Regions from separate parts of the Homo sapiens genome. Here region 2 is linked to region 1. A link is a loop called in an ENCODE intact Hi-C map of the cell type or tissue named here. Cell type or tissue: mammary epithelial cell. All regions are shown on one strand. Each heading gives the region's core, and the rest is flanking DNA. Links, peaks and the distances in the headings are about the cores only.

Region 1 (5,886 bases), core at 531-5,530:
TTCTGTGCTGTAGGTGGGGAACTGTTGAAGCTTATTGCCCCTAATCTCATGTGTGGTTCTTGTGCCAGAGTGCCATGTTCCATCCTCAACCCTGTGAGGTAGGAAGGAGGAGAAACACGGATTCAGGAAGCTTGCTGTCCCTCTCTTCAGAATGCTCCTAGTGGTCTTATGGAAGCCTTTATCTCTGAGTAACTTTCTTTGTTCCAGTTGACCTTGCCCTATTACCAAAGCTGATTGGACTGAGAGAGTCACCTGACCTAAGCTGAACCAATCAGTGTCTTTCTTTCAAAAACATGAAGGGCTTGGAAAAATACAGCCAGCCATGATGGCCTTGAAACTGAGGCCATAAACAGTTGGGATGGCAAATAGCAACATCTGAGTAAAAAAATTCACAGAGGTTTGGAGAAGCAGAAAAAAGAGCCTCAGAGAGAACGAGAGACCATGGGGAGAATGGAAAAGGCTTGCAAAAAGAAACAGCTGCGAGAGCTCAAGTGGTCCCCAAAATAAGGAGATAAAGAAGAGAGGGTGCTGGTGACTTTCCAGGGCCAGCTGTAGTTCTTCAAACAGGTTTCACGAGATTTTTCTGCATCCTTCCAATAAATTTCTTATTGCCAAAGCTAGCTTAAGTGAGTATCTGTTTCTTGAAATAAAGTGATCCTTCAGACTGGGTTGTAAAATTTGATATCATAGGGAAAAGATAACCCTACTGGTTCATTTCCCAGAGTCACTGCCAGTCTTAGGCATATGGTTTAAAGAGGGGGAGGAGGGTACCAGGCCCAAACTCTTTCCTCCTCTGGTGTGCCATCTGGTCATAAATTGCAACATTAGGGTCCCATTCCTTTGGGTTAAGGATTTGTCTCTCAAAGAGCTTAGCTAAATGGCACTCAAAACACGAAAATCGCTCACTCAGGGATAATGAGCTTGGAGTGTCTTTCAGGGAAGCAGACAGGTGAGTGCACAGCCCTGCACGAAGAAGATTCCAGATGGGCCAGATCTGAGGGGCTCTGTGTTACGCCACCCCCTTCAGCCAGATCACTAGCTCTGCTTCTATCTGAAATCTTTCCAACAAAAAAATTCTTCATATATATGTGAAGAATAAATATTCTTATATATATAAATATATATAAGAATATATATTCTTATATATATAAATATATATAAGAATATATATTCTTATATATTAATCTATAAATAAAAATATATATGAGTATATATTCATATACACATATATATATATATATATATATATTAGTAAACATAGATATGTTTTGGAGTTAGGATTACAAGTAGCAACATCTGAATAAAAAACCTGGAGAGGTTTGGAGAAGCAGGAAAAAAAGCCTCAAAGAGGAAGAGAGACCATGGAGAGAATTTACGTGTATATAAAATATATATGTATATGTATAACATATATAAAAATATATTTACATGCATATTTACACACACCCACACACATCTTAAATCACAAATTTAGAGTATTTTCTTTTTTTTTTTTTTTTTTTTTTTTTTTGAGACGGAGTCTCGCTCTGTCGCCCAGGCTGGTGTGAAGTGACATGATTTCAGTTCACTGCAAACTCTGCCCCCCAGGTTCAAGCAATTCTCTTGCCTCAGCCTCCCAAGTAGCTGGAATTACAGGCGTGTGCCACCACACCTGGCTAATTTTTGTATTTTTAGTAGAGACGGGGTTCCGCCATGTTGGCCAGGCTGGTCTCGAACTCCTGACCTCAGGTTATCCACCCGCCTCGGCCTCCCAAAGTGCTCAGATTACAGGCATGAGCCACCATGCCCGCAGGATTTACAATATTTTCAAGATGCCAAAGTGAGCAGCACCTCTGAGTAGATAGCAGAGGTTTCTGGGGATATAGTCTGTGCTGTCCCCTCTCTGCTCAGCTCCTTGAGAGACAAATTCTTAACCCAAAGGAATGGGACCCTAATGTTGCAATTTTTGACAGGATGGCACACCAGAAGACAGATTTTGGGTCTGGCACCTCCCTCTCCTTTTTAATTTCTGTGATCTTTTTATTCCTTAATAGATTGGTTTCCACATTTACGAAAAGGAAAAGGCAGGAGAAGAGGGGCATGGCTGGCCCTCTCTAAGATGGAGTGGCAAATCCACATGGCTTTGGAGCACAGTGGGCCAGGTGGGAACTGAGGCAAACTGAGGAGGCAGAAAATGCTTCAAGAGTTTCAAATTAGAAATGCACAACTGCCCGCTGCCCCAAATGGAATGAAAGTGAAGAATGAGCAAACCACCTCCAAAGGGCTGAATTTGTCTTACAGGTGCCAGTTCATAAGGTTTGATTGTGTTTTTTTGAGTGCCAAAAATTTAATGCTTGTATGTTTGTCTTTGGGTGTGAAGAGAACTAAGATAAACCAAATGAGTAAAATCTGAAAATTTTTACTGAGGATGGGAATAATTTGGGAACTTATTGGAAGTTGATAATAATAATAATGAAAATAATCATGTGGGTATAGAAGTAACTTTGCTCTCTTACTTCTCATCCCCTGTCCCGTTTTTGCCTCCGTTGGTTCTCCTACTTGTCCTCTCATTTTTGTGGGCAGGGCCTACAACTTGTGTTCAATGAGTCCCACATCCTGCAGAACCTTGGCAAAGGCCCAGAGACATGGCATGTGAATAACGCCATGGCTTTGTGCCAAGTGCAATTGAATTTGTCACCGAGGACCACGTGTTCTGAGGGTGCTCAGATATGTTCGGTAATGAGCTAATGCTCTTGGCATGCAGGTGTGCTGGGATCGTGTGTCTCCAGATACAGGTGTTGCTGGCCTAGTTAGTGATTTTTCTTATTTGTTTAATGTTAGCCACCTCTCCAAATAATGCCTGGGGCCAGGTATCCTGCTGGAGCCCCGGATGTAGGCAGCAGAAAATGCCATGGCCCAGGGCACAGTGGTGTCTGACTTTTACTCACCTGTGCTGCTTTCTCCTTCCAGATGTTCCCAGGATCATGTTAGAGACCAGGGTAAGACCTCAGCTTTCTATTATATTTTAAATCATGGAAACAGTAAATACATTGAGAATTCTGGCACCGGCTAAGCTTAAATTTTTAAACTCTGCCAAAAGAAGGCTTTGAATACCATTCTGTTTTCTTTCTCTTTCACTTCATCTGTTTTTCTTTTGTCTAATTGAGATCTCAGATACAGGGGGGCGTGGTACATGGGTTTTTAACTGGTGGTTACTGGATACTGTATAGGTATCCATGAATCTCCTGATATGGTAATTAACATTCTTTGTACATATATATTTTCTGGCAAGATATCCATTGCTTTTATTTGGTCTTCAAAGCATCTAGGATGTTTCCAGGAAGGTTAAATAAAATCATTAGAGAAAAATGAGACTCATACAAATCTGGGTTGCATTTTCTGCCCTGCCCTTTCCATATTTTGTAAACTTGGGAAAGTTGGTTAGTCTCCCAAGGGCTCTATATTCTTATATAAATGTGAAATGTTCCAGACTCAAGAGGATTATTAGGGGATTGTTATTAGGAAATTATTAAAGCAAATGCAGATAATAAGCCTTACACAGTACCCAGCAAATTGTAGATATTTAAGAAGTGCTCATTCTAATTAGGATACAGGCAGCTGGAGTCTTTCTTGTTCTTCAATTTTTTAAACACTGTCTCCTGTTTATAAAAACATAATAAACTGGCCGGGGGTGGTGGCTCACACCTGTAATCCCAGCACTTTGGGAGTCTGGGACAGGTGGATCACCTGAGGTCAGGAGTTTGAGACCTATCTGGCCAACATGGTGAAACCCCGTCTCTACTAAAAATACAAAAATTAGCTGGGCATGGTGGCAGGTGCCTGTAATCTTAGCTACTCAGGAGGCTGAGGCAGGAGAATCGCTTGAACCCAGGGGGTTGCAGTGAGCCAAGATTGCGCCACTGCACTCCAGCCTTGGCAACAAGAGTGAGACTCCTCTGTCTCAAAAAAAATAATAATAATTCTTTTATTTGGAATAATTTTAGATTTATATAAAAGTTGCTAAGAAAGTGCATAGATTCTCTGTGTAGTCTTCACTTAGCTTCCCCTGATCTCTGTTCCTCTGTCTTTCCTTACTGTACACAACAGTGACAGTGTTGAAAAGTGCTGGTCACTGATGACTGCTGTCTTTAATTCATGAAAGTGGTAGCTGAGTCACCTGTACTTTCCACTGACAGAACCTTTTTGGTCCTGGCCTGTCTTGGACTTTTGTCTTCTCTTGACAGTGTGGGTTACTATGCCGCTCCCATGCCATAATAACGTGAGGCCATCAAAGAGTGTATCTTCCTAGCCACACCTCTGGGTCATTTCAGAATGCTGCAGTGCCCCAGGTGTCCATCCTTGTATCTTTCCTCAATTTTTACTCACTCTGTAAGCCATTTCACCCTATTCTTGAAAACTCTGCTGTATACTGATGCCTTGCAAATTTTTATTTCTAGCCCCACCCACTCCCTAAGTTCTAGACTTATATGTCTAACTGCCTACTGACATCTCCAGTGAAATATTCAATAGGCTTTCTGAAATCAATGTGATCAAAACCTAACTCCTATGACCCTCTCAAACATGCTTCTCCCCAAATGTCACCCACCCCCCGGTATATGACACCACCATCCATCCCAAAACTTAAAATTCCTAAATGCCTTTTCTTTTTCTCACATATCACACCCAAATCCTCATAAATCCTATCATCCCTTCCTTTAGAACATACTTGGAATTCAACTACTCTTCATGACCTTCTCTGCTCTCACCCAAATGTGGCCACCATCATAATTCAGATGGATACCTATAGTGGTTTTCAAACTATCTCCTTGCTCCCAGGCCTTTCCTGTCCCCCATAACCCCTTTAAGCAAGTCAGGTCATATCGCTCCCTTGCTCAAAATTCTCCATCAGGTTTCCATCATACTTAAAATAAAGCCCAGCGTCCTCATGTGGCACACCTGATTTGGCCCTTGGAGCCTCTGCAACATCTTCTCCTTCTACTCTTCCTCTTGCTTTCTGCACTTGGAACACTCTAAGCATCTAGAATGTTTCCAGGAAGGTTAAATAAAATCATTAGAAAAAAATGAGAGTAATACAAAACTGGGTTGGACTTCTTACCGGTTCCTCATACACACTAAACACACTCCCTTCTCAGGGCCTATAAATGTGCAATTCCTTCTGCCTGGAAAGCTCTTCTGAAGGATATTCTTGTGGCTTGCTCTCTCATTTCATTTAGGAGTCTTAAAATACCATTTTCTCAGATAGATCGTCTTTGACCATACCAGCCCCCATCCCTTGCTATCTCCTGTCCACTTACCTTTACTAGACACTGTATTGTAACATTTTATTTGTGTATTTATGGTGTGTTTATTCATTGGAAGAGTGCTTCTCACTTGGGGTTCATTAATTCCATCCACCACCTTTAGCAGCCATTCAGCATATTGTAGACCTTTATGTTGGTGATAACTGAGCGATTGCTGCAAGTATCTAGTGAGTAGAGGCCAGGGATGCCTCTAAACACCCAACAATGCACAAAGCAGCCCCTACAACAAAGAACAATCCAGTTCAAGCTATCAACAGAGCCATGGTTGAGGAACACTGTAATGGAATATGAGCTCTCATAGGGTGAGAACTTTTAATATGAACTCTTACAGGGTGAGCCTGCATTGGAATGTGAGCTCTCATAGGGTGAAGACTTGGTCCTTCTTGTCTACTCCAGCACCTAGGACAATAGTTGGCACACAGCAGAGACTCAGTAGACATTTGTTGAATGAATGAATGAATGAATGAATGGCTATTCATTCTAAGGTTGACTGCCTTCCTGCTTCTAACCTGGAAGCTAGGCTCTTGTGCCTTCTGTCCTTGAATTCCCTACAGCTAGAAAGGATCTGAGAAGGGGTGGGAGGGGA
Region 2 (5,886 bases), core at 493-5,492, 110 kb after region 1:
ATTTATACATATAATGGGAATGCTTTTAGTATTAAATGAGATGATACATAGAAAGCTCTTACCTCTGTGCCTGACATATAGTGAATGCAAAAAAAAAAAAAAAAAAAGAAAAAAGAAAAAAGAAAAAAAAAGATACAGCTGTTTTTAACTCAGAAGAAATCTATCTGAATCCAGAGTATGAGAGCAAAGTGTCTGAATTTTCTCTAGGTTTCTTTCCATATGGGTGTTTGTTGAATTCTCTTCTGGGTTTAAAGCTGGTGCTATGTCATGGCTTTGTCTACCTGGGACTTTTTTCTGCCTTCACTACCTATGATGCACTATGATGCTACTCAAAGCACTGTGATGTTTTGAGTATATGGGATTTGTGAACTGTTACTATCACAGATTGTCCTATCTTCTCTTCATTGTGGCTACTGCCTGGGTTCAATATATTAATTCCAGTCTTCCATCTCCTTTTATATCCAGGTATTCTCCAGAAGTTGTAACCTATGAATAGAGATCAAAGGAGAGTCATTCATAAGAGCTGATGAAGGAGTTCCACAACTCCAGCTGTTGCAACTAGAAATACTAATGTAAGTAAAGAGAACAGTTTTCTGATTGGTGCAGTCCTTGGAATTCTGAACCAATGAAAGAGAGCAAAAATGGGATGAGAAATCTTCCTATCCTTGGTCCTTTAATCCTGTTACATGCCTTTATGCTCTGGGAGGTGCTTCTAGATTCTGCCTAATTCTTGGCGGACCTACTTCTTGGTGGTGGGGGAAATTCTTGCCTTCTGTGCCTCTGCTGTTTGAAGGTAGAACACCTCTTCCTTATTTACAATACTCTTATGTTTTTGGTGTTTTTCTCAAATTCAGGACCAGCAGAAAAATGGTGGAAAGTGAATGCATGTGCTTTTTGTTTTCTGATGTCTGGTGAGGACTGGGAGTTCTTTCCAGGGGCAGATTGTCTGACTTTTGCAACATCTCACAGAGGGTACTTTCAAGGGGAATTAGTAAAATCAGAAAATTTCCAGTTGAACAGAACTTTAAGAATTACCGAACCTAAGCTAATGCCTGGTGTTCAAATTATTTTAATAACATCCCCTTCATACAATTTGTGCAATTTCTTCTGCACTATCTTCTTGATACCAATCTCACTAGCCATCATTATAGTCCATTTCATTGTCAGAAAACTTGCTGAACCAAATTAAAATGTGTCTTTTATGTATGACCTTAGAGGTAAAGGAGAAAATTATTATACAGTCAGGAATCTGCATAGGAAACAGAAAATACTCTAGGAATTATAATCAAAAAGGCCTTTAACAAAAGGAATTAAATACTTTCAAAATTATTGAAAAAAATGGATGGTTCAGAAGTTGAGGGATTGATATGTTTTTTTTTTCTAGTTTAAACTTTTGTTGAACTATAATGTGCATACAGCAAATGCCATTAATATTTTGGCTTCAACATCACCCGATAGGAGACTGCGTCTACCGCCAGTTCCTGCAGCTGTCTCATACCCACAAATGTGGTCCCCAGACACTGGAATCTGCAATCAGGCAACTACAGACACACATAGCCATTGTAGGTTGTTTGTCAGCCAGTCTTGCTGGAAAAAAAAAAAAAAAAAAAAAAAATTCTGCCTACTTTCTACCTTCCAAATCTCCCAAATCTAATTTACAGAGCACAAGTCACATTGAGGGCTATGGTCGCAAGTTGGTCTCAGAAAAGTTGTTTTTATCTTACCAACCTCTGTGTTATAAGGGTGTATGTAGCAGGGCATGAGAATGCATGGCAAGAAACAATAGACCATATGAAAGAAGTTAAGTTCTAGATGGACAGGCTTTTTTTTTATTAACCAAAAATATTTCTTCCAATGTCTTGGCCCATATAATGTATAATAGTCATGAAGTTCAAAAGAAAAAGGCACTCGATTAGTTATCATTATCTTCTGAATAGCAGAAATGTTTAGCCATTTTAAGACATTAACACTTGAGCTCAAAATACTTTTACAGATTTGCATTAATCAATTTTCAAGATCTGATGAGTACAGAATTATAGGGTCCTGAGATTCAATAAAGAAACTGGGGAAGGGCAGAGAAAGGAGAATTAAATGATAATGAATATAAATGAGATCTTTTCCTCAAGAAAGGATAGCTCCTAAAGATTACTTTAGGAATCCGTAGAAAAACAAAGGCAAAGAGCCCCAGTGATGGGGCTATCATGTAAAGTCTCAAAAGCATTCCCCGAAGTGATGTGTTCTTCAAATTTTTACCGGTAGACCTGGGAGAGACACGAGAGGCCATCAGGAGCAATTCACTATGACCACACTTGACCAGTGAAAAATAGAGTGCAATTTATGGTATGCCCAGGACCTTTGCCTGCTCCGTTCCCATCTCTCTGGAGAGCAGCAGTGCAATCAGGAAGTTTATTCCCTTGTAAACACACCTTATTTTTAACATCTTAGTCATATTCAGCTGAGTTATCGTTGCTTATGTTATTCAAATGACTCATTTCCTCTTGCAGCCTGCAAATATTAGACATGAACATATCCCATATCTGTCTTATTCCCTATAACCCTGAGAACCATCATTTAGTTTATCCAAAAGAAGAGTTTTAGAGGAAAATCATACCAAAGGCCAACATAAAATGCAAGAAATGGAAAAGCGAATTGCACATGTATCTTTTTATCTGAAGCCTCCACACACGAGAAGGGTTCAGCTCGTGTTCTCTGTAAAATGTAGATGGATGGCAGCAATAACATCGGATATAGGAAAAAAAAAACAATCAAATCACTGAGTAGTTCACATTCTAGATATATTATATCAGGATGGGGGGGCTCTACCTTCAGGCATGTGTTGCCTTTCTCAAAAGGCTTCTGAAATGTGTCCATGCATCCTTCCCTTCACCCTGTTTGGGCCTGATTCGACACTGCAATTCACATATTGTCGTATATTCGGACTGCTTTCTTATCATTCCATGAAAATCTTATGCTCATTTATACATTTTCATTTTTGCTTTTCATATGCTGGTGGGTTCCCACCTAAATTCCCTTTACCTGGCCAGTGCATCTGGCCTTAGCTGCTGAACTTCTTGCCCATAGGTTACCCCTTCACTTGAAGGGAGGGCCCATGACCACTGATTGACTCACGGAGAGTTCAAAAGACCCCTTGCTTTAAAAGGAGGATATTCTACATTGCAATTAATGCATTCGAATCTGTAGTTTATGCTTTCTTTTTAGGGAACCTGATCTGAGGCACTGCTAAATAGGTTTTTTTCTTTATCTGCTTGAAACTTTGAGTCCAGACACTTTCTGCTTCCCCAAGGTAGTAAAGGTCTGGGTTCATTTCCACTAACCTTCCAGAAGTCTTCCCTGATAGTTTCAATTCTCTTCTCTGTTCAGAGATGCTCTGTCATTCCCAGGTGGTGATACTAAGTTGAGTGCTCTCACAGATGCTGTCTTGTGGGGTCAACTGCCAGTTTGTCATATATATAAACTGTAGTTCCCTCAGGAAGGATTGGTAGAGGTATACAATGTGCAGCCCATAAATGGTGTCCACCTAGCTTGACTTATAAGAGCAGTTGATTACTACCACCCAGTTGCTCGTCAATTCCAAATCAAACCAACCTGCACCCTTCAATAAGTCAGGAGCAACAACTCTGCTTACCTAAGGAGGATCCCTATCCCCGGTCACTGCAGGGGCTTCTGACAATGTGGAGCAAAGAAAGGGGGTGGACAGAATTACTGAGCTTCAAATAAACACAAGTTCATGTCTTACCAAGCACCTCATCTACACATGAAAGGAAGGCTGAGCCATCCCATGCTGCTTGTAGCCAACTGATTGTCAGGAGGAGTTGATTTTTCAAAGTGGACATCCACAAACTGAGGCATCTGGCCTAAGAAACTGAGTCTAGGATTAAAAGAAGAACATGTACAAGAGACCTCACTTGGAGTGTGCAGTTTGGTTCTTTTAGAAGAAACGTAGGAGGGCCCTTTGTCAGAATAGAAACAGTTTTGCCCAGAGTTTCCAAAGCTATGCTCTTTGAAACATAATTTTCTCTAGGTAAACTGAGAACATAAGATTCTGTCTTCAAGTAAATTTTGAAATCTACACACTATAGCCAATGGATATGTCCAAAGGGCATTAAAGGCTCTGAAAAGTCCTGTAAGTTAAAAAAAATCTGTCTAACTTTGTTTAATCTAGCATTTTTTATTTTTATATGAACACAGAAGAAAAGTTATTCTACACAGCTATTTATTGTGGAAATCTTTATGGACATTCTGGGGGTGGCAATTATGGTGTTGGGGGATAGGGTGAGAGCTAGTGAGGTCCCGGTCATCTGAGCCCATGTGAAATTTGCATGAAGTCATTCTACATTGGTGAGGAATTGAGTACAGGGCCAGTAAACTGCCTTTTCTTTTTGACATTTACTGGGAAGATAATCATTTGGCTACAAGCAGCATGGGATAGCTCAGCCTTTCTTTCATTCTGTAGATTAGGCACTTGGTGAGAGTTGAACTTCTATCTATTTGGAGCTCAGTAACTCTGTTCTCCTTTTCTCTTTCCTCAGTTGTAGGAAGCCCTTGTGGTGACTGGGAATTGGAATCCTCCTTAGATAGACAGAGCTGTTGCTTTCTGCCTTCCTGAAGGAAGGTTTGGTTAGGGGATGACCAGCAATGGGGTGTAGTGAAAATGGAGTCTATTTTATTACGAGGACTATTTTATTCCCATTCTTCAACATGACATTCCAAGAATTACATAATTTATTCCTCACAAGCATCATTAGGATCTACAGAACAGGTGTTAGCATCTTTCTACTTTATAAGTGAAGAAAATGAGGCCCAGAGAGAAAACAACTGTCTTGATTCATTTGTACTTCATCCAGTTTCCCATCCACTTATTTACTCAGAAATATTTATCAAGTACCAACCCGATGCTGGGTCCCATGCTCCTGCATTTATCTCACATTGGTTTTGTTCTATACAGAAAATGAACAACCATGTCATAGCAGGCAAGGTGCATGGTCTTGCCAGAGTAGCATGATGGTGTCCAACTCAACTCAACAAACAGGAGGAATGTCCCCACTCTGGGCAGGCTCTGGGTCCAGGCCATTTCTTAGGAGACTTTTAAAGATCTGAAAAATCTAGAAACAGATTCCTGCTTCTGTTTTTGTGGGCTACTGTTCAAACCAGTTTACTTTATGTTTTCCTTGAATACAAACATTATTAAGTCTTAAAAGGTTTATACTGTTCTAAATTATCTAAACTATCTCAACCAGGTTTAAATTAGGTAACTTTAGCTCAAGAGTAGAAGATGGTGCAACACTGAATCTTCTCTCTTGTATTTCACATAGGGGAGCAAGTTCTTGAACTTCAGAACTTATGTCTGTGTTTAGGGAACACCATAATAACTGAAATAAGTGCTTATTTAGAATAAAAATATCAAAGGCAGTTGCTTGCATATGGCAGGTCGTTAATTGTTGAATAACTTAATGACTAATAACTTCGTTGTGGGAGGCTGTTCTGTGCATTGTAGGATGTTTAGCAACATCCCTGACGTCTACCCTCTAGATGCCAGCAGACTGCCCAAAGATGTGACAATCCAAAGTGTCTCCAGACATTGCCAAATATTCTGGAGTGGGAAATATTACTCCCAATTGAGAACCACTGCCCTAATGTGCACTGAGCGTACTGAGTGGTCATTCATTCTTGGACCCGTGCATCAGGAAGGTAGATAAGGAAGTTGAGCAAAGTGTGAGCAGCTTGCTGAAGGTCAAGTCTAGAGTTAGCTATATGGTGGGGGCTAGAACAGGAGTTATCTGCCTCCAACCTTATGCCAGGCTATTTGTTCCATAGTGACAATGACTTTCACATGAGTGGCTTCTGCCAGATTCGCAGCCCTTTGCA

Evidence for each region. Hi-C counts contacts between places; a loop is a spot of excess contacts. Peaks named below come from ENCODE experiments on the same cell type or tissue, not always from the same donor. Only the 100,000 strongest peaks of a DNase experiment are listed, where the experiment ranks them.
Region 2: a loop joins it to region 1, with 2.8 times the contacts of the local background. A loop is called at or near these places in 1 of 110 quality-filtered maps.

The regions. Positions count from the first base shown.
Region 1 is chr16:51,991,590-51,997,475 of GRCh38, reverse strand. LOC105371259 (a long non-coding RNA gene) reads left to right here and starts at 2,878. Exons shown (of 3, transcript XR_933563.3): 1 at 2,878-2,978. In mammary epithelial cell, for the core only: no CTCF peak of the experiment used is centred there; a DNase peak (open chromatin) is centred at 2,665.
Region 2 is chr16:51,877,519-51,883,404 of GRCh38, reverse strand. No RefSeq gene overlaps it. Among named protein-coding and RNA genes, the nearest start is that of LINC01571, 120 kb to the right of the region's middle. In mammary epithelial cell, for the core only: no CTCF peak of the experiment used is centred there; a DNase peak (open chromatin) is centred at 2,454; H3K27ac peaks cover 1,283 bases.